3 separate regions of the Homo sapiens genome follow, and all the other regions are linked to region 1. Evidence: chromatin loops called from intact Hi-C (ENCODE). Cell type or tissue: HCT116. All regions are shown on one strand. Region 1 overlaps PRKG1 (protein kinase cGMP-dependent 1). Region 2 has its middle 72 kb from the start of PRKG1. Region 3 overlaps PRKG1 (protein kinase cGMP-dependent 1).

Region 1 (8,000 bases):
ATTACTTTAGAAAAATAAATGAGAAATGTATGTTTATTTTTTCTCCCCACCTCTTTCATTTGCAATATTTAAAGGCCTATGGCATAGTTTGCTCTTGGCAGGATAATTATAAATATGCCCAGTGTTTGGTAGCAAAAAGGGTAAGAAGGAATTATTATTTTGCCCTCAGTATTTATATGTAAATTCACTTGGGTGATTAACAATAAATAACAAGAGGATGAGTGATTGTCAGCTAATTGTTAGTTATTCAACACATTGTTAGCCAGTATGGGGGTTATTTAATTTCTTCCCAACTACATCTCCTTCTTTCCAACAGTTTACTTGAGGCACTTTGTTGTTTGTTATTAGGCACTGAGAAAAAATCAGTCGGTTTAGTAGTTTGTTAGCAACCATGGATAAAAGCTTATTGGAGGAGAATAATAAATGAATATGCAAAGTGAGATGTTGGGATTGTTTGTTATTAATATTTATATCCTACCTCATTGGTTCTGCCTGATCCTATTCTAGATTATCAGTGAAGGCATCTTAGACTCAAAGGATTACTGGACTCTTATGCAGAGAGTTTGTAATCTGAAGGAAAATACACTATAATTACATTTTCTAATTAGCTAAATTATTGTCATTCTTTTCAGCTAATTTCTTTATTTTATTTTCCTATGACTTTTCTAATTCTCATAAGCTTGTAAATAGTTGCACATGACTAATTAAAGCCTCCCAGCTCAAAATCTATTCATCCTAGTACGTAAATGTTTTATGACCCACTTACATCTAGTGTGAACATAGGAAAAAAGTATTCCTTACAGAAGTGCTCACCATGAAAACAAAAAAGTCCCACAAGGGAATGTACTTCTTTCTTTGTTTTTCCTTTTTAAATTGTGTTTCATTTTTAAATAAATATGCTATCATTTGCCTTTTATCTTCAGCTTATCTAACTACTGTTGAATTTAGCTTTGGTTCAACACAGAAACTGGTCATAATATTCTCTTATATTTTGTTTCAGAAAAATTATTAACATTATATTATGGTTAAACAGTTTAGTTTAAAATATTAATTAATGAAGATAAGACTCATAAACACTAATTTCATTTCATGGGAGGCCCTGAAAACATTAATGGCTCTTTTGCTCATCAAACACTTTGAAGGTATCAAAAGGGAAATTTACCTTGAAAAAGTATCCTAATCCCTATAAATTTTTAATTTAAGAATCCAGAATAAACACTGATTTTTGCAACACAATTTTCTAAAGTAATGAGTGTAGAATTTATATAATTTTTAAAAGTCTAAATTGTTTAGAAGTTAAGACTTCTATTCAGGTTGGAGAATACTGCCTTGGCTGTTGTGAACCAAAATTTTGTATTGCGACTATTCATACAGTTGGGTAAGTTTATGTTGAATCAAAAAGAAATTGGGTCATACTTGATAAGGTTTTAAAATATCTTTTTTAACCAGAAGCCTAAAAACATTTAATAATTTCTGCTTGTCCCTTCTGTTGTCATCTAATTGCTTTTTATGAGAATTTCTTGGATTCTGTCTCTCTATATGGCCTTGTGCTTGCTACCTCAATGCCAGGCAAAAGAGCAGCCCCTTTGATGGATGTCAGCTGTTAAGACGCCTTAGTTCATTCTGTTTTTACCCACTCCCCCAAAACCAAAAAAAAAACTGTAACCTATTTTTCTTTTTTTTTTTTTTTTGAGATGGAGTCTCGCTTTGTCACCCAGGCTAGCGTGCAGTGGGTGATCTAGGCTCACTGTAACCTCTGCCTCCCAGGTTCAGGTGATTTTCCTGCCTCAGCCTCCTGAGTAGCTGGGATTACAGACGTGTGCCACCACGCCCAGCTAATTTTTGTATTTTTAGTAGAGACAGGGTTTCACCATGTTGGTCAGGCTGGTCTTGAACTCCTGACCTTGTGAACCACCTGCCTCGGCCTCCCAAAGTGCTGAGATTACAGGTGTGAGCCACGGCTCCCAGCTGTAAGCTATTTTTCTAAACCATTAATTTCCTAAGAGAAGCCATTGGAATGAGAGATAAAATAGGAGTTTCATTTATTATGCAAATTATAAGTAGAGAGTAACGGAGGAAGGAAAAGAAAGGCTAGCCACAGTGTCATTATTAAAATATCCTTTGTGATGATGTCTATACTACCAACAGGGCTGAGGTCTGATTTATCTCCCAGCTAGTACATTTGCATCAGTTGCCCAAGCCACCAATGAAACTTGTTTCCATTGTCTCCTATCCAGTAGGAGACAGCACATTTGTCAACCCATTGTATATTGTTTAATCCTTGCTATTTGAGTAACTGTAAACCTGGGTTAATGCTTGCTTGTAGTTTCTATTATTCCATATTGAATAATTAAATCTAAATCTCTCTATGTACCATTTGAAGACAGGGTGAAAATATTGTTTGACGGTAGGGTGTACTAAAATTAGAGTGATGTGGTTTGCTTTAGTTCCTAGACTATGAGATTCATTTGACACTAATCTAAAAAAGAGAGAACTCTACTTATACATATATAAGTGTGTGTGTGTGTATATGTGTATATATATATATAGATAGATAGATATATAAATGTGTACGTGTGTGTGTATATGTATATTTACCCCGCACATCTCTCAGGATAACTCTAGCCTCTCCCAGGATATGTACTTATTCCTCCCCAATTAAAAATAAACACAACAAAAGGAAGTAGGATAAACTTACTCCTTAGTAGGCTTACAACTAAGAGGTGGAAGGAGGCAAGGTCAGAAGAGCCTTGGGTGCTATTTTGGAAGAAAGGGAAACAGGGCCTACTTAACCACCCTTCCATGACCTGTGGTTTGAGAAACACAGCTCTGAACAGTTCCCACACAACAGCTGTTTTTCCGCATCACCATCAGACAGGAAGTGGAATGGCACATAGAATGCAATTTATAGGATCTGTTCTCTCAGAAAGTGAAACAGGATCTCCAGGCTATTAAATTCACGGTGGTGCAGGAGCTGAACTCACTTATTAAACAGAATTGTCTGCCTAGTAAAAGAAAGCTTCCATTTGTGAAAAACTAAAAAGTTTTCAGAAGTATTATGCAAATAGTTAAGCAGTCACTGGGTTTAAACAAAACTTATTTTTAAAATTTAGAGACATTTTGATCCATTTAATTCTCAGAAAAAGATAACAAACTGATCTTAAAAAACCGCACCAAAACCTATGACTGTATAAAAACCAAAGGCTCTATTCCCTCTAGGACCATGCAAGAAATGGCATCAGAAATTCCAGCCACATTTAAAATAGGAATCAAAATCTATCTACAATGCTCTGCAGACCTGGCTGTATTAACTGCATCTAATTCTGGGGCTAAGCTAATACTAAAAGGTAAAGATGAGAAAATAGGTAATGTCCATTTTAATAAACAGGTATTTTTCTATTTTGGATGTTCCATCTAACTCTGACTATTCAATTAAAGTCTTATTGTCAAAACTCTTTGCTCTGCCAGTGTGATTTGATTTTGAGTCTCTTGCAAAATCCATGTGCAATTATTTCCCTGGCATTCCGGTAGCTATCTGCTGGTTTCCCAAAAGATCCCCAGCCCAGGAGCCTGTTGACTGAAGTGATACCTCTCCCAGAGTGAGAAGCTTAGTGTCACTTGTGTTCCATGCATAATTTTTTTGATTGAAATGAAAATTTAAGCTTCCATGCTGTGCTTGGCAATCCTTGTTTAAGAAGTGTCTAAGAAGAGTATATTCAAGAATGATCAAAAGAACCATCTGTAGTCCAAACCAATAGCTCCTTTGCATTCTTGGAAGCAGTCTGAAGAATCTCCCAAGTCTGCTAGCTCTCTTCTTACTTCAGTAAATTTATGAGAAAGTAATAGCCTCAGGGTCTCTGGGTGTACAGTTTGCTTGTTTCCTTTGCCATTGTCTCCTTAGCCACTTTATGTTTCTTGAACAATTCTATGAGGATGAGTATATTCTCCAGATGGCCACTGGAGGGCACAAAAGTACAATGTTTGCCTTCAAGTTAGGCCTTTGTGGTTTTGTTCTTCATGTGAAACATAATCTATGCTTAAGATATTCAATTAGATATGACATTTTCACTTTTAGAGCACAACTAGTAAATATCTACCTTATCATCTACCTCTTGTCAGTTATATTCTGAATGAGATCAAAACCAAAAGTTATGTTTCTAACATTACTATTATAAAAATGTATATTAATATATTTTCATTCCTTTCACCTTTCATATTTTAAAGTTATCCATCCAAATTCATGATTTGAAATTTTCACAAGGAAATTGTTTCACTTTGAAACATGTATGAATGTATGAATACCACCAAAGTGTATTCAGACATCTTCCCATGGGGAAAAGAGAAAATATTGAGGTGATATTGAAAAGTACACTGACCTGAGATGCACAAAAGAAAATACTTTTATTTTCTTGTTGCTTTAACTATCTAAATGCCTGTATATCTCGCTTTATAGCATAGAATGCTTATAGCAAGTCAGCTTCAAAATATACTTTTTTTTTTTTTTTTTGAGATGGAGTTTTGCTCTTGTCGCCCAGGCTGGAGTGCAATGGCCTGATCTTGACTCACTGCAACCTCCACCTTCCAGGTTCAAGAAATTCACCTGCCTCAGCCTCCCAAGTAGCTGGGATTACAGGTGCCCACCACCATGCCCGGCTAATTTTTGTATTTTAGTAGAGATGGGGTTTCACCACATTGGCCAGGCTGGTCTCAAACTCCTGACCTCAGGTGATCTGCCTGCCTCCACCTCCCAAAGTGTAGGGATTACAGGCATGAGCCACCATGCCTGGCCCAAAATAGACTTTGTATTTAGAATAATACATCTCTCCAAAATGGCATCTTCATGCTGGCATTTTTTTTTTTTTTTGAAAAAACTTTTATCATTATTTTAACATAAAAAATCATGTGAATTATTGCAGAAACTCTTAAAATGCATATTAAAGTTACATAATAAATAACCGTGACAATATTCAAAATGACCCACAAATTATAAAACCGGCCTACTGCTTTCATAGCAGAAACTGTTCCCTCAGTGAAAGGCCTCCTGATTGGTTACCTGCTCCATATCTTCTTCCTATTGTCTCTAGATTTAACTTTCCAAAGCACATAGTCATGTTAGCTGGGCTTTCCTCATTACATTTGTATCAAGTTGGAATTCCTTTGGGGGGCATTAATGGAACTTCGCTGTGTAATCTTTATCTGGCCTCTTTCTTCACAGCCACTCCTTTCAAACTTCATGCTCTAGTCTCATAGGGCTATTAAAGAATCCTTAAATGGTTTGTTTGTGAAGCCATAGCTACTATTTCTTTAGAAAATAAAAATAATTTCCAAGAGTAATTGTACTTACTGCATGCTAGCTACTACACAAAGTGCTATACATACATACTCTCAATCTCGCTCCAAAGTCTGAGATGTGTTTATCTATGACCTCCATCTTATAGGTAAGGAAATTGAATGTTAGTGCGGTGATGATTCCTTAGATGTCACTGTATGTGTGATATCAAAGTTTGTGCATCTAAATGACACCAGCATACTGTTCTCTGTTTGCATATTTTCATGCTGCTGTGGATTTTGGGCTAAATGAGAACAGTGAGAGATGTGCACCCAAGTTATATCCTGGTGGGTAATCTGAAATCTTATTACTTTCTTTTCTTCCAAGCAGAACCCTTACTTCCTCTATGCTACTGTTGCACTTTTGGGTGTCAGCAAGTTGGATACTTATGTATTCACACTCCTTTGTAGAGTAGGGGATCCTAGAGTTTGGGGAGGGTGTATATTCATCTCAGTGTCTTAATAACCCAGGAGAATGGCTGACATATTGGATGGGATCTGTAAATGAGGACTCTCCCATTTGCCAGACTGTGAAAAAAGTAGGCTTATTCCACATCGTAAATGCTCATCAAATTTTGAAACATATACATTTTATTTTCTAAAAAGGTATTTCTTGTAGATGTATTAAATGTATGTTTGGTTTTCCTTTTAAGATTTCTAGGCAGTGTTATTTGTAAATATCAAGGATGTGTTACGTTAGTATTATTTATAAGTTATTTATAATGGAGGCACTTAACATTTACATTTACATAGAGGTAGAATACAAAGTGAATTTCAAAAGACAGCTACCTAAAGGATTTGTCTCTGCTCTGTGGTTGGTGTGTTCTTTCACAGTAGCCACTGCCTCTCTTCCAGTCTCTCCCACTGCTGAGTCAGAGTCCTGCTCCATCTCTGTAGTGACTATCCCATTCCTGGAAGCCGGATGGCTCTACTAAGCTACTTAGTTGAACCCAGCTTCCTGCTCCCAATCCCCACAAGTCCAGTGAGATAAATGGCTCTTTTTTCCCTAATGAGCAACAAAGCACATCCTATGTCCCTGTCTGAACTGGTTCCAGCTAGGATTTCATGAATGCATTGCTGCTATGTTAAAATGGACTCTTCCTTATGTTGGTCACCAAGACTTTTTCCTTGAGCTTCACTAAAAAGAAGCTAAGATTTGCATTGAGTCTGCATGTTAGGACATAGTGTCATAAATAAGGTATGACGTTTCCATGACGAGTCTTAAATAAACCCATAACAAATTTTTTACCAAACAGATTCAGGTGAGATGTTTCCTGATTTTCTTCACATTTGAACACATTTGTTGCCAACTCAGTTTGTAAAGCTATCAAAAGTCAACTGAACTTCTTTTTTTCATTTTTTCCTGTTTTGTAAGAGTTTTATTTTTATTTTTATTTTTTTTATTATACTTTTAAGTTTTAAGGCCAGGACTAAACTTCTATTTCTTTGTGTCATAACATAGTGACTGACTTATATTCAGAGCCGAATTAATATATAACTACTTGAAAGTTTATTTGCTTTAAGTGCAAAAGTCAATTTCTTAGTGTGTAAACATTCATGTACGCAGTGGTTATCAGGACCACTGATATAAAGCACTTTGAGAGTTGCTGAACTTTCCCATGTATATCTAACTTGTTATGACAAAATCACTCTATGTTGAAATTCCTGTTCAATTTTCTTTTAGTGTTTTCACTGAAGGTAAATTTGACTTTTTAATAGGAAAAAGCTACAATCCCTTTGCGAAAAACAATATCTAACAGAAACCAAATCGAAACTTGGTTTTATTCCATAATCCAGTTAAAGCATAATAAAAAATGAAGCCAAAACGTGGATTGAGGTTACTGAAAAGATTTCTGTTGGAGAGAAAATGATCTATGGGTTTCATGCAATCAGAAAGATAATTCTGCCTTGTAACTAGTATTTCTCTTTTTTTTTAATCTCTCTCTCTCTCTCTCCCCTACACCACCCCTCTCCCCCCAACAGCCATATGGATGAAAAGATAGAAAAGCTACAGTATATGAGATGAGAAAGTATATGTTATCTTTTTAATTCTCTCTTTTTTAAAAAATCAAGGAACAGGGAAGAAAAATTCTCTTCTTGGAGGTGTTAAAGTTTGTGATGGTAGTTACATTAACAGTTTAGGAGGCAAGTGAATTACCAGTGTTAAATTAAGGTTAGCCTAAAGCTGCCTCCTTTCCTATTTTAAGTTCACCCTAAAGGTTTCTCCATACAGTGAACTGTAACCTAATGAGGTGTAAACAGACTGTAACCTACTTTTCTATCAGTCAGAGCGCTTAGGCCAATCACTGGTGGCCGATTGCTCAAACCTTCTCTGACTAAAGCAGATGCTGAGCTGTAACCAATCCAGCTGTTTCTGTACCTCACTACTGTTTTTTTGTACTTCATTTTCCTTTTTCAGTCCATAAATGTTATCCGACCATGTGGCAGCCCCAGAGTTGCTCTGAATTTATTCTAGTTCTGGGGGGTGCCCGATTTGCAAGTCTTTCTTGGCTCAATTAAATTCTGTTAAATTTGTCTAAAGTTTTTCTTTTAACAACAGTAATAAAAATGTTTTAACACCTAATAAAAAAGTTAATTTGCATTAAAACACACTACCAATGTTCAGGTAAGTGGTATTGAATTCATGTAACTTTAGAAATATAAGATTTATA
Region 2 (8,000 bases), 1.2 Mb after region 1:
AAATGCATGGAAAGAAAACTGAGACAACACCATGGATGGAAAAGAAAGAAAGGAAAATAAGTCCTAAATATGACCTATGTCAGAGTACCATCTGTGATTCAGGAAATTACTCCGAAAATAGGGTCAGAGCTATTTCAATGAGCAAAATTAGATCCAAGTATAGAGTTAGAAATATGGGAAGAATACACATGGGCCCATTCCTGTCACAGGGTTAAAAGTTCTTATATATTTGGTGAATGAAGTCAGAATCAATAAATGATAACAATGAGAGCTAACATTTATTGAATGACTACATTCTATAAGGCAATAAACTAAATCTATTACATGCATGAGCTCATTTAATCCTCTCAACAACCTTGAGAGGTTTTTAATAATTGAAGAGGCTGTGGTTTTGTGTGTATTTTTGCATGATAACGTCAGGTTAGTACGGACACAAAGTGTCTTTGGATCTCCAAAATAGTTCATATGTCTTCCCACATATTAGCTGATTGACTGATAGATCCAACTGCCTTGGGAGAAATAAAATCTGAAATAGTATTAGTCCACATGAAAAAGCTCAAATACAGTAAAACCAGTCTCTAAGCTGCAAACAGGCACTGGGGCTACACAAAGGCTTAACACTGACATGGGGAGATGGGCACATACAGAGAAAGTTCAGTGGAAGCACACCTCCCCCTCCAGCCTTCAGAGTTTGAAACTGAGGTCAACTGCACCGTTAGAATATCTACAAACAGCCCCTAACCCATATCTCTACATCTGCAACTCCACCAGATATGAAAAGTTATCCCCTCATTATTCCTGAGAACTGAACAACGAATAGACAATGAGAGGAGGGGAGAGAAAGGCTTTTGTGAAATAAGGCACCCAGCCTGGAAAAATATGCACAACTGTCAATGATCCCTGCCCACTCAGACATTCTAGCACTCTGAGCAGCTCTTCCAGCAATTCCAGTGTCTTTCCCTGAGCCTGAAATAGCTGGTCCCCTCAGGGTTCCTGCCTTATGGACAATTCATCACAGTGTTTCGTTTAAACTCGGCCTTCAAAAGCGGCTCTGCTAAGAAATTCATTCTAGAGTTGGTTGGGGTGTTAACCTGAGTGACAACACATTTTGTGATCTGCAAACCAGATCATAAAAAGACACTTTATGTTATTAATATGGTAATAATACCTAAACCATCTCATTTCCTTTTGTCCTATTGTTCCAATTTACAAATGTCCAGCTTACCATGTCACTGGAATATCAGTCTTTCTGAACTTCTTGATATTTGCTTGATTTGTCATTTTTGTTTTGTCCATCAAAGGAGACGAACAAAGATATCTTCTAAAATCCTTTCAAAGCAAGAGGCACTATAAACTTACTACCAAAACTAAATTTTTCAAAAGCTCTAAAACTTTTAAATCTGTGATTCCCGGGATCATTTTATTTTATTTTTTTTTAATTATCACAACCTACCCTGTTACTCCTGCACAAGAGTAGGCTGAAATTTCTAAGGTTATCCTTCCTCCTCCCCCAAAATGATTTTACCTTTTGGCTCCAATCACACGATTGAATACCCTTAATATGATTGAATTCTGATCCAAATAAATGTTTGCAAAGATATCGTTCAGTAAATCTAGTCCAATATCACTACAATGACCAAGAAAAAAATAATGAAATGAAATCTCTACCGAGGTTGCCATCCTATAAAAGGAAATCTCCACTGAGTGGTTCCAATACCATATATGTCCAAATCTCCCTACTAGCCTTTTGAAAAAAAAGTAGCTGAGAGACTTGGAATTTGTTATTTTCCCAAGTGGGAGCTAGAATATCAAAAATTTATTTTGATGAAAAGAAAAACAAATCATTATGATTCTTAGAGAAGGACTTGTGGTTATTTTATTTAAGAGCAATAGATACAGTTTTATCCTTATTTTCCTTATTTTCAAAATTACACTGTAGCAATTAATTTTTTTTTTCAGCTTAAACACACACACAGGCACACACCCACAAACATCAAACCAAGTGCACAATATGGACTTTATAAACCTGAAAAGTAAAAGGGCATGTAAACATCATTCCGAAAAGAGCATTCTCATGAATGTAACTCAAGTATAAAAAAAAGAACCTTCCACGTTTCCACTAAGTTTGCACATTTGATTTTTTTTAATTCTGTCTGTCTTTAATGTAGAAAATTAATTTTGTTTATGCTGCCAGCCCACAGTTTTTTGTTTTGTTTTTTGTTTTTGTTTTGTTTTGTTCTGATTTTGAGACAGAGTTTCTCTCTTGTTGCCCAGGCTGGAGTGCAATGGCACAATCTTGGCTCACTGTAACCTCCACCTCCCAGGTTCAAGCACTTCTCCTGCCTCAGCCTGTCCAATAGCTAGGATTACAGGCACCACCACGTCCGGATAACTTTGTATTTTTAGTAGAGACGGGGTTTCTCCATGTTGGTGAAGCTGGTCTCGAACTCCCAGCCTCAGGTGATCTGCCCACTTTGGCCTCCCAAAGTGCTGGTATTATAGGCATGAGCCACCGTGCCCGGCCAGTATACATTTTTTAATAGAAAAGTTTATAGATCATTTATCTCATATAGGAAGTGTATGTATAATCACATAAACTAAAAAAGTCAAATATTAATAGTTTTTTTGACCTAGGACTCTCACTGTTTGGAATTAATCCTATAAATAAATACATAAATAACATATGAGAAAATGTGTACAATATCAATTGCAGCATTGAATGCTTGCAAAAAACTTGCCAAAATATCAGTATCAATAAGCTGAGGTACATGAATACTATGGAATTACTATTCCATAGCTATTAGAAAGACCAATATGGACTGATCTGGAAAGAAGCCTAGGTACTATTATTAAGCAAAAAGAGCAGGTTACTGAGGAGTGTTATGGAATTATTTTATTTCGGGTGAAAAAATAAAACCCTCCAAATAAGCAGGTGAGTTCTCTCTCTACATATAAAGATTTACGGAAACATACGGAAAGTTTAACATTGGGTATCTGCTGGAAGACAAGTAGAAAGATTGGGAGGAGAAAATAAAATGTTTATGTTTTTATTATCTGACAACCAGCACACATTGTTTTTGCAATTAAAACAATCAAGGAAGCAGACATAGGCTAAGAAGAGATTAAAGTCAGCAAGTCTGAGATTTAGCGTATGCTCATAAGTATCACAAAAGCATGTCCGGACTTTTAACATGGCAAATGGGGATTTGGTACCACAAAACAGAAACTTTTTCTTCTTTTTCTAATTGCTCTAATATCAAGAAGCCCAGAGATTCCACAGCCTGTCTCCTTTTGTGTGGACACCTCTCGTGATGCCCTGGAGTCAGATGGTGAGTCTGGGTAACCGGGGGATTTCAATGTAGCATGCTTCAAACCCTGCTGCTATACTTCGGGAATTTGTCTTGGCCTAGATAACAAACTAGAAAGATCAGAGAAAATAAAAGATATTACTGTCTATTGCTTGCTTCACTATGTCCAATGCAGGCTAGGTGTTCTGTTGTTGTTGTTGTTGTTGTTGTTGTTGTTGTTGTTGTTGTTGTTTTGGCCCTGCAGACACGAGAAAGCATACCCAACATTCAATCTACCCTTGGTTCTCTCTGGCAGTCATAGACAGTGTAACATTGTTTTTTTCCTAACCTAGGAAACATATTGACTACTGTCCCAGAGAGCATTTCTATACATTGATAACCTCAAATAAATATATCACAGAATTTCAAAACACTTTTTATAAAAGCATCTTATTGTCAAACAGGGCATGAAAATGTGAACTGTTCTAAATTCTCAAGTTCCCTTCTTGCCTGTTTATCTAAGTATGATCTAACACAGTATCTGAGCAAAAAGACCAATTAAAGAGGCCAAGGAATAGCATTAATCCAAAACTGACTTGTTTTGACCCAGAGTACAACTTCCTTTTACCACTGACCCTTGATTGCTGGGACAGACCAAAATAAGTACATTTCTCCTCAGCGTTAAATCACAAATGATGCCAGTAGCAAGACTGCTTCACATCCAGGCCCCTGGGAGGTTTCACATGAAAGGGGTCACAGACTGAATGAAATAGCCTTTTACAGGAAGGCTGAATGGCACTCTCTGAGGGAATATTGATCCAAAAATGTACAGCCCATTAGACCCAACCCACAATGTAACCCTGTGTGGTATAAGCCAGACTACTCTTTACCCTAAAATTTTTGAGAGGCAGTTTATATTCAGAGTAGAGTATCTCATAAAACACTTTGCTATTCTCTTAAAAATATTTAGATACATGTAAATAAATAATCATATTAACTTGATTATTAAAATATTTTTATAATGGGAATCTCAGATTACAATAGGCCACATTAAGATTTAATTAATTACATTCTAGAATCACAGAATTATCAAGGAGATCAAGCAACCTATTATGAGTTTCATCTAATAACTGATCTAATTTTTTCCTATAATAATTTTCTTTTAATTTGTTATGGGGGTAGAAGGGAGTGAATAGGAAGCCATTCCTTTAGTCTCCTCACACATACTTTTTTTTTTTTACTACTATTAATTTTCCATTATTTCTCTGTTTTCTCCTCTCAGCCAAATATAAGTCCAGAGGTTTCCTCATAGGGGTTTTAGGAATTTCCCAGAGTCAATGTTCAAAGAACTCTCCATGCAAACTGTACTCTTTGTTTCTCTATTCCTTAAGACAAACATCGAGAAGAAAATTTAGCTTTTTAAATATATTCCCCAAAACCACTACTAACTGGAAAAAAATGTAAGACCATATGTACTTGATAATACACTTTTCAAACTTATAAATCCTGATATTGAGAAAGTTATATATTTGACAATATATTTTAAAATTCAACTAAAAGCCATTTCAAACTCCTAGTGGAGCCCACAATTGTTAAATATTATACTTCTGCTGCCATCTTGTGGTAATGGTTGAAATCTCTCTATGTCTCCCCCTCTATCTTCTCCCCACCGTACCACCTCTTTTTTGTTGTTTTTCCTACATTTAGGAGGGTACTTCTACTCAAACCTTAAGGATTCCCTTTCTTAAGCCATAGGGGAGATGACCTGAACAATGCTCTAGAAAGAAAAGTGGATGTTTGCAAATTCCTCATCCTGTATGTAATATACTTCTTTTCTCCTTATATTTTTCTCGTTTAACAAAGCCATTCCTTTTAACAATATAATTTAATACAAAAAACACATAGTTTTAATTTGGAATAATCTAATTTTTTTTCTACAAGGAAAGGGAACAGATTAAGGGAAAATAAATGTGTATCCTATCAAAGATTTTTCCCTTCCAAACTTTTTCCAAATTGTTTCTTTACAAAGAAAGGAGTCGGGGGAAGCACCATGTATTTCTGCTATAAAATACCACATGATGGAATGGCTCTTCACAGCCACAGGCATCTACTGTCAGGAATCAAGAAGGAGCCTGGAGGAGGAAATGAGAGGCCTCGCTGTGGAGACAGTACGGGAAGTGAGAGCTCCCCAGGGAACCCAGACTGGATGGAAGTGGGTGCCCCAGCATCCTTTATTATTTCTAGGCTGGCCTCTTCAGCCATGGACCTCACTGTCTCAAGGCAAGAGAGTTTATAAATCTGAAGGAGGATGAGAGTCAAATGTTTTTCTGATGATGTATTAATGTGAGCAATTTTTAACCAGAATGACTTATCCTCAAAGCAAGAATATATTTCATGAAAACCACCATCTCCATCTAACTCTATGTCCCCACAGCAATTCCTATGAAGAAGTTGACAAACAGCATGCAAGGAGTCATTCAAACACAGATACAGAGAGAACTCGGCCAGAATTCTTCAAACAGGGCAGTGGGGAGCAAAAACACAAACAGGAGAACAATCCATTTCATTCCTTGTTGAAAATGACTTTAAAACAATCTTTCCCAAAACTTTCTTGTGTACCCTTATTGACATTACGCACAATCTGTATTTTTACACCTCATTCTTAAAAAAAAAAATCTATGAACTCTTAATACTTAGCCTTACCCTCAGCAACATAGCTACACAGCATGGATTTGATGTGATTGTTGTATGTTTTCTCCCAACACTTATTAAAATATCTATAACTATAAAATAAATTCACTTCTCTACCACATAGAAGCATCCCTGGTGCCACCAATTATATAAACATCACACTTTGGGAACCATTGTTATGAAATTCAGGTGCTGGCTAAGTAGAATCTAGTGAATCTTACATTTACTTATAAATAATTAGCGTTAAGTGACACAGAGTCAAGATTCTGATTTTCAGAACCATAGCTCAGATCAGAGGCTCTCAAACATTTTTTTCTGCAGTGATTCACAAGATAGATGACATTCCCATGTGCAACATACTCTTGTGAAAAGACAAGACTGTCTGTGGATTATGTGCAATTTCCTGCCATGTATTTGTAATCTTCCCAGTCAAGAAAGCCAACTGGAATGCAAGAAAATGGCTATCCCTCGGGAGGTGCCTGTGAGTGCACGCAATCTTATTTTTTAAGAAACAAATTATTCATGAATTTTGATTTTTAAGCCATTATTTACTCATTTCTACCTTACAACTAATCAAATACACACCATTGTCATGGCACCACAGTTAAACCTGCCAGAGTAAAGCACAGGATATTGGATTGAGTATTTTGGAGTGATATTTTTCTCTGAGAGGAGACCAAATGGAGTGTGAACTGGTTTTATTCTTGGGAAGGCTTCAGGATTTTTAAAATTTGTTTTTTAATACGTTCTAGATAGTGCTCCTCTTACCTCTTCTCTGAAAAGTAGCATGTGGGAAGAGAAATGTATGGTAAGCTGAGGTTTTTACTTGGCTGGAATTTTTACTGTAAACAGACCTGGTTTCTACCCAAGGGTTTACAACCTGAGATACAAAATAATTTTCTATTTGGAAAATTTTTAGCATATGTAGCCAAGTACCTTGGTGACCATGTGATACATGAAATTAGTATTATCTGCACTATGGGGGCAATGAGAAGCATCAAGAAAAATATTAACATTTACCCAAAGGCTTATAGATTTGCTTATTAGACAATAACAGTACCATATAGTTGAATAAATAGACCCACAAATATTTGCAAGAGGCAAACATACAATTATTTTTAGAACCCTATAAGGTTTTTGCCAGTACTTTTCCAGCATTTGAGGTCAGAGTACTCAAATAAAGACACATCTGAGAATTTAAAACACATTTTAAAGTACTCTCTAAATTGGACTAAAAAGGAAGGAGAGTCTGAATTAGGAATAAGTCCGAGAGGATAATTGAAGAAGTGTAGTTGCAATATACCTATTACAAATAAAACAGTCAAACTAAATCCTAACAAGCTGATTACAGTAGTCATCTTCCTGGATTTGCCTTAATAAATAAACACTCAGATGAAATCAGCACAGTCATGTTATCATCTTGCACATGAAAGTGCTATCAGTGGGTTCAAATACATAACAAAATCAATCCAAATCAAATCCTTGAATAACAAATTAACTGCTTAGGACTAATTTCCAAGAATATATAAAATCAATATGTACTAGAAAAAGGTTGAAGATGCGGCTAGCACACTGGACAGGAAAAATTACAGTGTTTTAAAACTTTTGAGTCAATATAAACTTAATATTGATTGAATTTAAAACTACATAATTTTCTAAGGTAGTATGGGTTTCTATCATATTCATATGTAAGAAACAATTTTAAAATGTTTAAAATAAAATCAACATAGTATACCCCAAAGTTGGTGATCCATCAATAATGTTTAGTGAGCAGTGCAGAGAAAGTTAAGCATTTTTAAAACGAACTCTGTTATTTAAGAACAGCAATAAGTAAAACAGGGAGATTAGTTTCTACTACCAGTCATTATATAATAAAACAAATCTATTTAAAAGACATACATTTTCTGGATATATCCATTTTGCAGGGTGCAAATATTTTAAAGCTTTGTTTTGTTGTTGTTGTTATTTTGTTTTTTGAGATGGAGTCTCTGTCATTTTGTCGCCTAGGCTGGAGTGCAGGGG
Region 3 (8,000 bases), 830 kb after region 1:
AGGAGCGCCTCTTCCCGGCCGCCATCCCATCTGGGAAGTGAGGAGCGTCTCTGCCCAGCAGCCCATCGTCTGAGATGTGGGGAGCATCTCTGCCCCGCCGCCCTGTCTGGGATGTGAGGAGCGCCTCTGCCCGGCCCCGCGACCCCGTCTGGGAGGTGAGGAGCGTCTCTGCCCGGCCGCCCCGTCTGAGAAGTGAGGAGACCCTCCGCCCGGCAACCGCCCCGTCTGAGAAGTGAGGAGCCCCTCCGCCCGGCAGCCGCCCCGCCTGAGAAGTGAGGAGCCCCTCCGCCCGGCAACCACCCCGTCTGGGAAGTGAGGAGTGTCTCTGCCCGGCAGCTACCCTGTCCGGGAGGGAGGTGGGGGGTCAGCCCTCAGCCCGGCCAGCCGCCCCGTCCGGGAGGGAGGTGGGGGTGGTCAGCCCCCCACCCGGCCAGCCGCCCCGTCTGGGAGGGAGGTGGGGGGGTCAGCCCCCAGCCCGGCCAGCCGCCCTGTCTGGGAGGGAGGTGGGGGGTCAGCCCCCCGCCCGGCCAGCCGCCCCGTCCGGGAGGGAGGTGGGGGTGGTCAGCCCCCCGCCCGGCCAGCCGCCCCGTCCGGGAGGTGAGGGGCGCCTCTGCCCGGCCGCCCCTACTGGGAAGTGAGGAGCCCCTCTGCCCAGCCACCACCCCGTCTGGGAGGTGTACCCAACAGCTCATTGAGAACGCGCCATGATGACAATGGCGGTTTTGTGGAATAGAAAGGGGGGAAAGGTGGGGAAAAGATTGAGAAATCGGATGGTTGCCGTGTCTGTGTAGAAAGAAGTAGACATGGGAGACTTTTCATTTTGTTCTGTACTAAGAAAAATTCTTCTGCCATGGGATCCTGTGGATCTGTGACCTTACCCCCAACCCGGTGCTCTCTGAAACATGTGCTGTGTCCACTCAGGGTTAAATGGATTAAGGGCGGTGCAAGATGTGCTTTGTTAAACAGATGCTTGAAGGCAGCATGCTCCTTAAGAGTCATCACCACTCCCTAATCTCATGTACCCAGGGACACAAACACTGCGGAAGGCCGCAGGGTCCTCTGCCTAGGAAAACCAGAGACCTTTGTTCACTTGTTTATCTGCTGACCCTCCCTCCATTATTGTCCTATGACCCTGCCAAATCCCCCTCTGCGAGAAACACCCAAGAATGATCAATTAAAAAAAAAAAAAATTCATCATGTAAAAATTCTGTTCATAGAACCCAAGAATTTATTTAACTGTTGGTCAGACTTAGAAGAGCAGAGGTAGAACATACTTCCTCTGATTTCTGTGGGATTTTTGCTTATTTACAATATTTCTTACATTTTATTCAAACATTTATCAGAAGTTCATATAATCGGTTTGAGGAATAAGCAGAACCAGTCATAACTTTCATGGGCAAGGAAAAATATCCATTGGAGAAAATAAGAGCATTTATTTTTATCCAGATAGAGTTCACAGTGATTCAGAACATTCTATAGTGGTTGTTGAAAACACCACCTCGTATAAAATAAATTATCCCACTATGGCAAAAAAGCAGTCAATGCTCATGTCAACAAGAGAACAAAATATTCAGGGAAATTAAACAGTTTTGCAAATAGCAACTGATGAGTTTCTATTATCCCCTATTTCTTTTTGGCAGGAAAACAACGGAACAAAGTTGGCCCTATTGGCTCTGATGAGCCCTAATCCTTTCTCTGCCTAGAGCATTCCACCTAACTCAGAAGGTGGTAAAATCCTCCCTACCACCAGATGAAAAATGATAATGTACTTTAGTGATAATATGTGTAAGCCTCAAAAGGCAAAGCCAAAGTGTGAATATTCTCTCCTAAAAGAATAGAACCATAAATCTTCCTCAACAAATACATTGACTAGCACAGGTGCAAGCAGGAACTTAAACATAGAGAGAAACCTAAAGAAAGATTCCACCAGTACTCTTCCACCAACCAGATTAGCAAACTTTGCCTCTAGCACACCTCTAAGGAAATCAATTTCAATGGTACCCTAAATCCAAAGTTACACAATATGTGAATTCTTTTGTTGTTTTAAACAAATTTTTAAAACTCACTCACTCTGCAGGAGGTAAGTTTTATAATCATTCATTCTAGTAATTAACTAAGAAGGCAGCAATGTGTTCTGGAAGCAGAAAAAAGAGTTCTGTTTCGGACTCTACCCTTAGAGAGCAAGGATGAAGAAACTAGGTTCTAGAATAAGCCAAATTTGCACTCCTCCACAAGTTCTACAATCTTGGACAGCCTCTCCCCCTCTCAGTGCTACAATTTCTGCCTCTGAGAAATGAGGATAACACCATAATCCACCTCAAATGATGTTTACGAAGACTAAATCAAAACCAATTATCTTTGCGCAGGGTTTTTCAACCATAGGATTATATAATAGATGTTTTGGACTGGATAATTTTTTGTTGTGGAGTGATTTCCTGTGCATTGTTGGATGTTTAGCACCATCCATGGCCTCTACCCTGTAGGTAACAGTAATGACAATGAAAATGTCTCTAGATATTGCCAAATGTTCCCTCGAGGCAAAATTATACGTGGTAATAATCAATGCTTACTGCCTAGCAAATGGCAACTCCTGAATAAATGTGAGTCCCTCTACTAGAGTACTTCAGTTGGTGTTACCTGTTGTTATAAGGAAGAAGCCTTAACCTCACCTTAAGAAAGTAAATACCACCATGGACTTTAGGTATACTAATGTAATAATAAAGGAAAAAGAAAATTGTTGATAGACTAAGTATTATGCAGTGTTGCAATGATATTTATAGGTACACATGAACTCGTGTTATCTTCAAAGCTATCCTAGGGAGTCAAGACTAAGTTTTCTCCAAAATTCTTTCCCATGAACATATTGCTTAATGATAATTTTATAACCTGAAGTTGAATTGTATGTAAACATATTGATTGTCACCTTGAAACAAGTTTCAAAGTGCCTATGAATATACGCATGTCATGAATGTGTATATCAATGTATTTAGCAGCCTGCAGTTTCCAGGAATATGAACCTGTCTGTAAAGTTGAAGCCAACTTTATGGGCCATAAATGGACACTGCCAAGAGCCTCACCCAGTGATTCCAGTTAGTCATTTCAGATATAAAGCCATGGTATGTGGCTTGGTGGAATTCCCACAGAGTTTTGCACTTTGGATGTGTTCCACATGATTCTGCCTTAAATGCTGTACTATCAACTGAAGTGTGTATGGAGTTTTGAAACATTTTAATTCAGCTTATTCAACTGAATGCCTCGACCACAAACATTCCTGCTTACCAAGCACATTGGCTCTAGCTAGAATCAAGCAATTAGGGAGGGATGACATTCTGCCAGATTTTGCATATGGCCAGTGGACTGAAATTCATTTGGGTCCATAAACATACTTTTCCACAGATGGGAATTTCAAGAATTTGAAAGAGTCAAAGCAACCTTCTGGGAGCCCTCCATCTCCCTATCTAAGATGGAATACAGCTGTCCGATTGGGCTGCTGGCAGAAAAGTCACTGAAAGTGACATTTCTTAGTTCCAAGATGTTCTTGTTCCCTTATCATTTTATGTATTACTCAATAATCCATCTGTATATGGGAAGTAATTTGTGAGCTAATCCAGCATTATTATTTCTCTATATATGGAAAATAACTTATAAGCTAATCTAGTATTATTATCTCAATTTTTAAAAAGAAGTTACTGAGAATAAGGGAGCTTAACTAAGTTGGCCAAGGACTTGATGGGACACCCACCAAGTAGAAGGGTGAAAGTGCAAACCTAGAGCTGTCTGCCTGCCCCAGGATGCCCCCTAGTGGCTGACAGGCAATACCAAGGAAACTGTACAGCTGTGGCGGCATGTTAGGGGTGATCAATAGAGATGAAATTTAGTTAAGTAATTCTAGTACTGTGAGGAGTGTAAAAGAATGATCGGTGTTTGAATATTATTTTTAGGTTTTCTATCTGTGGGGTTCTTTTCCTAACCAGGACTGACCGCTTTTATTCTGTGGCATGGGGCACCAGGATAAGGAATAAAAAAGTTATTTCTCTAAGAGTAATGTCTTTGCATAAGATTAAAAGGCCACTTGCATAACGGAAGCAAAGCTGTAAAAGTTATGAAAATTGGTCATAAGAAAGAGGAAAAACAAGATATCTTTTAAAAAGATTTGTACTCGTTTCTTAAGGAATGTTTAATCAGAACTCTTGTTTCCAAACTACATCAGAGGCAACTTTTCCTACAAAAATCCTGTAATTGGCTATCACAAGTTATACGCCTGGTCAGTACAATTATATTGCATCCCTGAAGCATTACCTAGATAGACAGATTTAAGAAGAAACCTATTTTTGTATTAATACAATAGCAACTTGGAATCAATTACCATGTTTCAAAGGACCCTCATTAGATCTGCTGTCAGTTGCACAGAATTCATAATTTGTCTTTATTGCAAATGTATTTCTGTTATTTTCCACTAGCAACCAAAAAACTAGAACGCTGGTGAGAAAAAAACTTCCTTTTAACCAGACCACCTTGCTGGTTGGTATTCCTTATTACAGTACAGAGTCAACTACATTATTTTCACAGTGTACTTACTTTGACATGAGTTTACTGACAACTTTCCTAGACAATTTGTTTTTATAAAATATGTTATAGAATTATAAAGTTACCAAAACAATCTAGAGGCATCGTTGAGTGTTAGGAGAATTTAATTGGAAAGACAGAATTTTTTTTTCCTCACATGACATTGAACATTTCAAAAACACTGTTGCCCTTTTACTGAAAAGCTAATATTTCCCTCCAGATTTCTGATTCTCATATTCATAGGGCCTTTGGTAAGCTAAACTTTAACTTGAGGCTCAAGACTATATAAATATTTATCATGGACAGAAAATTTAAAAAGAAATCTTAGTGATTTTAGGCATCAAAAGAGATTTGTGTGGTGTAATAAAAGAGTCCTGGACTTAAATTCAGGGGGTTTGCATCTGATCTTTGATCTGTCACTATTTGAGCTAGTCTCACTGGACTCGGTTTCTTTACCTCAGAAGTAAGAGAGTCAGATCAGATGTCTTCACATATGCCCCCAAACTGTGGCAATATGTGATGGCTATAGGGAACACTTTAAAATAAAAGGGGGAATATACATTACTAATGAAAAGAAAGTGTCCCAATTCAAAACACCAACTCATAGTAACGGTCTTATATATGGCTTGAAACAAAAATGTATTTTAGGGTTTGATAAAAGTAAGTTTCAAAAATATACCACATCATTTCTTCAACTCTTAAATTAGAACATTAAATGTTAAACACTTTAAGAAATAAATGAAAAAACAAAAATATCATTGTCAGTCAACCCACTAACTTCAAAGCTGACATTCTTAATTTAGATAGTAAAAAACTGGATTTAATTTTAAAAATGACTTCATACCATATGCCCAACATTAAATGTTTATTATTAATAATAAAATATATCAGTAGCAGCAGTCACTTTTAGAAAACCAGTGCAACTTAGATAAGTCCAAATAGAATGAAATATATTAGAACATAATGGAGGAGAAGGGAAATGACTCCATGTGTAGAAATGAAAATACAACTTAATATGTTTAAAAGAAATAACAACTAAAGGGAGTTAGCAAACTACATGAAATAATTTTGTGTCCTGCTATGTGGCACTTAACCAGCCAGAAAGCTAAAAGCTGGCCTTTCGAATATTTGTCATATGAATGTTTCAATATCAATTCAGGTACCAAGCCTTCCTAAGTGAAACAGGCAGAAAACAGCAAGGGTTCATCATTGGGTTGGCAATAAACAGGTAGTAACTATTCCTGCTGGGAGAATTCATCTCTAAAAAGAGGTGTGATGGACTGCAAGGACTTTATAGCCAAAGAAAAATGACTGGCTACATAATTTGTAGTGCCCAGTGGAAAATGAAAATGCAGGGCCCCTTCTTTAAATATATATATTAAGTTTATTTAAATTTCATATATTTATATATAATATTTACATATTTAAACTTATTTTTATTTATATGTATATATATAAAATATATAACATTTCAAGAGGACCACTGCAGAACATTAAACCAAGTGCAGACCCCCTTGACCACGGGCCCTGTGGAACTACACAGTTCCCACATTTATGGGGCTGCTTGTCCTGTAGACAGTTCATTTCTTGTTCAGCCACTTATTAGTTCTGTATGGGACCTTGTGCCAGATGATTGGCTGCTCTCACCTTCAGTTCTTCATTCGTAAAATAATTAAAACTATATAAGTACCTCCATAGGCCTGTTGTAAAAGTCACATTGACCAATATGTATTATTTTTTAAATATACTAGTATCAATAGCTTGGTGGGTGAGGACACTCCTCTTTATGATTACAATTTATAAAATTCTATTTGTAAATCCCAACAGTTTTTTCTTTTCTTATGAGGTCTTAAGAAAGAGGTGAATTGATAAGCAATGAACATGAATATTCCAAAGCAGGTAACCATTTTTATCTCCAACACAAAGACTTTGTGGTTCTTACTGATTTCCCTTAAATGATTTATTATAAGAATACAAGAGTGCTGTGATGATTAATTTTATGTGTCAACTTGACTGGGCCATGGGATGCCTAGACAATTGATCAAACATTTTTTGGGTGTGTCTCTGAGGGTGTTTCTGGATAAGATTAACATTGGAATTGGTAGGCTGAGTAGAGCAGATTTCTCTCTTGAATGTGGGTGGACTTGATCCAATCAATTAAATACCTGAACGGCACAAAAAGGCCGAGTAAGAGGAAATTCCTCCTGCTTGACTGCTTAAGCTGGGACATTAGTCTTTTCCAGCCTTTGTACTTGGAATGAAGCATGCACTGTTCTTGGGCCTCTAGCTCATTGGTTTCTGGACTAGAACTTAGATCATCAGCTCTCCTACTTCTCAGGCCTTTGGACTCAGACTCAATTACACCATCACTAGTCCTGGGTCTCCAGTTTGCCAACTGCAGATCTTAGGAATTTTCAGCTTCCATAATTGTGTGAGCCAATTCCTTAACGTTTCTTTAAAGAACCCTGAGTAATACATGACTGCTATAGAAACAGTCACACTCATATTAATGCAAGTCCCTGATTTTCCTAGAACAAAAATATTGTAGACAATATTTTATTGCTCTCAGTTCACCATGGGATCTGAAAGACTGAAACATCTGAATAATGGAACAAGAGGAAACATTCTCTTGGAAAAGGAGGTCTAATGTGTATGCAACTTACACCATATAATTTTCAAGAACACAAGGCATCTATACTGCTTTTTAGTAAATTTAACTTTTATTATCAGTAAGAATACATTTTTACACTCTAAACCAATGAGAAATTTAACTCATGATTCTTTCTACTCTTGAAGGTGAAGATTTTGGAGATTATTAAAGTTCAGTGCAACCTCTTTTGTATATATCCTCTTGATAGACACCTATTAGTAGAATAGAAGGGAGAAATGTGAGAGAGGAAAAAGAAAACTAGGAGATAATCCCTGTGGCTTCTTTTTGGCCTCTACTCCTTTTCAGTTCAAAGAAATATAGTAGAAGAAATAAAGAGACTTTCTGATTTTAAACCATCAGGTTACTATTTCAGAGTCTGGGTGGCTAAAAACCCCATGGGGGCACTGTGAATGGTCCCTGATTTAAGGACTGGTTTGTTTGGGGCCAATCCCATGAATGAGGGCTTCGATTCAGAAAACCAAGGCCAATGTAGGAGTCCATCACAGGGTCTGATTCTGAAGATGATGAGGGCTTAGAATGATAAGCATATTCACATGTGCCCTCTGTTAACCTGACCCAGGGAAAGGCTAAGAACACATTTGGTCCATCACAGGAATGGAATGGGCTACTGTGGGTAAACAGCATTCACTTAATGGATTGGGTTAAAAAATTGCTTGCATTTAAAAAATAGATAAATGAATTACTTATTTGATATATTGTCCTTAACGTATGCATTATCAACCATTATTTAGAGATCTCAGGTTCTGCTGTTTATTTTCACTTG

The links. A loop is a pair of places that touch in the nucleus more often than their neighbours do. Peaks named below come from ENCODE experiments on the same cell type or tissue, not always from the same donor. Only the 100,000 strongest peaks of a DNase experiment are listed, where the experiment ranks them.
Region 2: it touches region 1 in a loop (10-fold over the local background); 77 of 110 quality-filtered maps call a loop at or near these places.
Region 3: a loop joins it to region 1, with 5 times the contacts of the local background. A loop is called at or near these places in 20 of 110 quality-filtered maps.

Annotation. Positions count from the first base shown.
Region 1 is chr10:52,211,902-52,219,901 of GRCh38, reverse strand. The region is part of intron 9 of PRKG1 (protein kinase cGMP-dependent 1); the gene reads right to left. The region is part of intron 1 of LOC124902425 (a long non-coding RNA gene); the gene reads left to right. Among named protein-coding and RNA genes, the nearest start is that of PRKG1-AS1, 98 kb to the left of the region's middle. RefSeq lists a silencer at 6,139-6,433 and an enhancer at 6,061-6,562. In HCT116, a CTCF peak has its summit at 3,947 (motif pointing right); a DNase peak (open chromatin) is centred at 3,981.
Region 2 is chr10:50,998,706-51,006,705 of GRCh38, reverse strand. It overlaps a transcript of PRKG1 not described here. Among named protein-coding and RNA genes, the nearest start is that of PRKG1, 72 kb to the left of the region's middle. In HCT116, a CTCF peak has its summit at 4,945 (motif pointing left); no DNase peak of the experiment used is centred here; H3K27me3 peaks cover 746 bases.
Region 3 is chr10:51,385,326-51,393,325 of GRCh38, reverse strand. All of the region lies in intron 2 of PRKG1 (protein kinase cGMP-dependent 1), which reads right to left. Among named protein-coding and RNA genes, the nearest start is that of MIR605, 90 kb to the right of the region's middle. In HCT116, a CTCF peak has its summit at 3,803 (motif pointing left); a DNase peak (open chromatin) is centred at 3,785.